Regions from separate parts of the Homo sapiens genome. Here region 1 is linked to region 2. Evidence: read pairs that join two places in POLR2A ChIA-PET (ENCODE). Cell type or tissue: OCI-LY7. All regions are shown on one strand.

Evidence for each region. ChIA-PET counts read pairs that join two places held together with the same protein. Peaks named below come from ENCODE experiments on the same cell type or tissue, not always from the same donor. Only the 100,000 strongest peaks of a DNase experiment are listed, where the experiment ranks them.
Region 1: POLR2A ChIA-PET joins it to region 2 with 5 read pairs; 3 of 35 experiments call an interaction of 5 or more read pairs at or near these places.

The regions. Positions count from the first base shown.
Region 1 is chr13:51,119,786-51,122,285 of GRCh38, forward strand. It overlaps a transcript of C13orf42 not described here. Among named protein-coding and RNA genes, the nearest start is that of C13orf42, 9.8 kb to the left of the region's middle. In OCI-LY7, a CTCF peak has its summit at 1,302 (motif pointing left); a DNase peak (open chromatin) is centred at 1,296.
Region 2 is chr13:51,238,165-51,240,664 of GRCh38, forward strand. The region is part of intron 2 of FAM124A (family with sequence similarity 124 member A); the gene reads left to right. Among named protein-coding and RNA genes, the nearest start is that of FAM124A, 17 kb to the left of the region's middle. In OCI-LY7, no CTCF peak of the experiment used is centred here; a DNase peak (open chromatin) is centred at 957; H3K4me3 peaks cover 381 bases.

The DNA.
Region 1 (2,500 bases), 120 kb before region 2:
GAGTTTCAGTTTGGGAAGATGAAAAGAGTTCTGGAGGCGGATGGTGGTGGCTGCACAGTGTGAATGTACTTAACGCCACTAAATTGTACATTTAAAAATGGCTAAAATGATAAATTTAAAAACAAATAGATTCCCAAGGCCCTCTAGAGGAACTCCCGACTCAAAGAGATCGGAGAATCTGGGAATTTTTCCTTTTAAAAAAAAAAGAAAGCATCCCAGAGGATTATTACCATCAAGGAAGTTTAGGAAAGTATTGAAGTCCGCGCTGATTTATAGGCACTCAATAAATGGTCACTCAATAATAGTTGCCATTGTTACTAATAATGTAAATGGTTTCATCTGTAGAGGTTCCACTTGAGAATTACAGTAATAATCATGGTTAATATTTGCAAGCACTGACTACGTATGCTGGGCTTTTACATGTGTCATCTCACTGAATCCTATAACTTTACCTATCAGGTATGATTATTGTCCCCACCACAGAGATGGGGACATTTAGAAGTGGACCTTTTTAAGTGATGTGCCCGGCCTCCTATATCTATTGTGTGATAGAGCCAAGATGTGAACGCAGAAGCTGTGTCACTGGAAGCGGGTATCCTTGCCGCATTATGAGAAGCTCCACCGGGGCAGGAATTGTGAATGCTCTTGCTCCCTGCTGTATCCACATTGCCCTTCTAGATATGTAGTGGGAGCTTTATAAATATGTGTTAAATGAGATTCAACCTTTTTATGATCATAAAAAATGGTTATCTGAATATCTGTCAAAGGAGAAATGCCTTGAGACTGTTTCCACCACTTCCCACCTTCTTTATTTGTCTCTAACTTCAGAGGTCCTGAAAAGGCACCAGATGTGGAGTTAGAAGACCTGGGTTCTATTTTCGGTTCTGTCAGTCATTGCTGTGTGATTTTGGGAAAGCCTTTGGTTTCTTCTTCAGTAAAATGCCCGTCATAGGTGAGGTGGCTCACACCTGTAATCCCAGCACTTTGGGAGGCTGAGGCAGGTGCATCACTTGAGGTCAGGGGTTCAAGACCAGCCTGGCCAACATGGTGAAACCCTGTCTCTACTAAAAATACAAAAATTAGCCAAGCATGGTGACACGTGCCTGTAATCCCAGCTACTCGAGAGGCTGAGGCAGGAGAATCTCTTGAACCTGGGAGGCAGAGGTTGCAGTGAGCTGAGATCACGCCACTGCACTCCAGTCTGGGCGACTGAGCGAGACTCCGTCTCAATAAACAAATAAATGCCCGTCATAATAAACCCTGACCTCTTCTGCCCCCTGGTGGTTGGGTTTTAAGGGTTCTCCAGCCACACAAGCTGTAGTGGTTGGTAGCTGAGCCCAGGGTTGAGAGCAGGATAGAGTTGCCCTCCTGCACTCAGAAGGGCGCGCAGCTGTCCTGAGGAACACTGCGAAGGATTCACCAAGCAGATCAGAGCCCAGAGACCTAGAACGGTGCCATGGGAAGTGTGGAATCATTCCAAACTGCATACCTCACTGGCGACCAAAGACATTTAAATTAAAACCAAACCACATTTAATACTTGTTAGACCAGACCTTGAGAAAAATGATACCTGGGGTTGCAAGGGTGGGGAAAGTTTCAGGGAAAGTTACTCTAATATGCTATTAGTGACAGCATCTATTGGAATAACTTTTGTATGGGGTATTTTGGAAATACATATCAAAATCCTTAAAATTGTGCATTCACTTTGATTTGGCTATTCCACTTCTAGTACTCTAGCCTGAAAAAAATTTTCTTTTTTTTTTTTTTTGAGACAGAGTCTCACTCTGCTGCCCAGGCTGGAGTGCAGTGGCGTGGTCTCGGCTCACTGCAACCTCCACCTCCCGGGTTCAAGTGATTCTCCTGCCTCAGGCTCCCGAGTAGCTGGGATTACAGGCAAGTGCCACCACGCCTGGCTAATTTTTTGTATTTTTAGTAGAGACGGGGTTTCACCATGTTGGCCAGGCTGGTTTCAAACTCCTGACCTTGTGATCCACCCGCCTCGGCCTCCCAAAGTGCTGGAATTACGGGCGTGAGCCACCGCAACTGGCCTCATAAATTTTCTACAGCTGAGAATTAGCTAAATAAATTACACTTGTATAATGGAACACAGCAGTTACTAAAAATGATGTCTTAGAGCAATAATTAATAATGTAAAAAGATATTCACAATGTAATAAGCGGAAAAAGTCCAATGTAAAACAGTATATACAATACATTCCCTTTTACGTGTCTGTATAATAAATATTTCATGTATTAAGTACACAAATGTGTTGTTTTGAAGTCATGTAGAAAAAGAATATTTAAATACACAAATATTTTTAGTATATTAAGAGAAAAAGGAAGGTTGAAAATATACAAATAGTAAATACGGTATAATGTAAATGCTGAAAATATATATTTACATATATAAAGAATATATATCAGAAATATATATGACCAGAATATATGATTAGAAAAGAAAGCATTGGGCTGGGCACAGTGGCTCACGCCTGTAATCCCAG
Region 2 (2,500 bases):
CTTGCTTCACATTTTGTCAGCTGCCCAGGGAAGGTGTTAATGGCCTGGTAGAGCGTATAAAATCACCAAACTGGAAAATTTGCTGCTCAGAGTGTGGTCCAGGGACCACTGCATCAGCATCACCAGGAGCTTGTTAGAAATGCAGAATCCCAGGCCTCCTGAGGCCAGTAAGTTGTATGTACTGAAAGTTTGAGGAGCACCGAGCTAGCCCATCTCTTCGTTATGCAAGCTCGCTCTTAAATCATCCCTGATACAGGTGGCTTATCTGAATCTCTTACTTTTGGGTTCTAATTTTTAAAACCTATAGGCTCTAGGATCCACCTAATATCTAGATGAAAAACATTTTTCACTTGATATTTGCATTTTTAAGTTGATAATTGAAAATATGTTTATCCATTGAGAGTGGTTTATTCTAAAACACGGGATATATCCCTTATGAAGAGGGTAGAGGTGTGTGTTTGGGGTTTGTCTGAGAAGCAGGTAGCAGCCTTACCTGTTGGACCATGGAAGTGGCAAATGAAACCTCTGAGATGAAGGAATCTACTGAAGCTGAACGTGTGAGTCCATTAGATTGTTATTTCATGGTGTGGGGCCTGTATATTCAGAGTCCTCTGAATGGGGGCCTGAAAAGCTAGGCAGTATTAACTATCTGACAGTTGATAAGAAAAAAGCAATAACCAAAGATATGCATCAGGAAATCACAGGGTAAGGACAGTATATGACACAGACAACTCCTTTGATGCTTTGCTACGCTGGCATCCATTTCCAAAAAAAATATGGTGTAGTCCTTCTGGTTTCAAAGGTCAGTTTTAGTTGTGTGACTTCAACTCGACAGAGGGTGTTGATTTCCATCCGGGATATGAAAGAAAAATGGAGGCAGACTTCTCGTGACTACTTTCTCCCCCCTTGAAAAGCTGAAGTGGTACTTCAGGGATATCTGGTCTACCAGAATCATCAGGATTTCCCCCAAGACAGGAAACGAAAGTGAATAACTGCCACTACTCCTTACCTTGATGTGCCTGGTGCTTTTCTCAATTTCAAAATAATTTTTTGCTACCCAAATAATACATAGTCATTGCAGAAAAATCAGAGAATACAGATTAGCAAAGAGAAGCAAACCCAGAATCCTACTATCCAGAAGCAACCATTATACATAATTTGGTGTCTGCCTTTGTAGGATTTTTTTCTGAGCATCTATATATTTATGTAGATATATAACATTTTGGGTAATAATTTACTAAAAAATGGCATTGTATATTTTGTTTTATAGTCTAATTTTCTAACTATAGTACAAACATCTTTATATGCCAGGAAACTCATCTCTATAATAGTTTGACTATTCATACAGTATTCCCTTATATTTTTGCACTGTACTTTATTCACCAGTTCACTATTGTTGGTCCTATAGGTTGTATTCACTGTTTTACTACTGTAAACAGCATTGCCAAAAACATCTTTCTAATAGGTCTTTGTGCATATCCTTCCTTATTAGAAAAAACTCCTACAATTGGAATTGCTGGGGTAAAAACTGTACTCTTTAAAGCTTTTGATCCCTATTGCTAGGGTATTCTCCAAAGGTGCCATTTCACTCTCCCACAGACATGGATGAGAGTGTCATAAAAATTGTGATTTTATGTACACAAAAGATTATCTGGATAGATACATATGTAGATAGATAGTAGGTTTTTTAAACAATAACAATGAGCAAAATTACTCTATGGAGTCGGTTATAAACGGGGAGACTTTCAGGTTTTGGAGAACCACAGGGAAATCTTTTCTGCTGCCCTCACTGGAAGTGTGGTATTGATGACAATCCTGCTCCAGCCTCGGACTACAGTAACAGCCACAGCAAAGCCATTGGTGCTCCGTCCAGCCTTTATGGAAAATATTTTCCACTCCAGTACAGTTTCTATCTTTGTTCAACATCCATACTGCTGTCTTTAACTGCTGATGGTATAACAAGTTAGAAGTAGCTGAAAAATATGATACAAAAAGCCAAGTCATATCCTTTCAAGGTTACAAAATTCAGAGTCGAAGAAAACTAAGATGATCCCATCATTCTTCCTTCTTTCTAAACCTTCTCTCCTTCTTCCACATTTGTGAAACTTCTATTTTGCACATCACCTGATTCGGGAAGGGAAGGAATGTTCCACATGCTCTCACTCCCCTTTTTATTTTGACCTGACTCTGACATCTTCTGACGTTATTATTGGCACACAAAGGAAGTGAAGCTGAGCAGTTCAACCTGTGCTTAGAAGAATGATTTTCCTTTTCGTAACAACAGTAGTTGCAAGACGTCTTTCCTTTGTCAATTATGGAGATAATTGGGCCTTTCTCTACAAGTCCATATTTAATATTTCATTGCCCCAGGCTTGAGGAGAGTGAGGCTCAAACATGTAGGGCCACAGATAGACTGAACTGGGAAGTTAGAGGTCTCTCTATGAGACAGTGTGATGAAGGGCTCGCCATCTGTTAGATTATAACACGTTCTGCTCTTCAT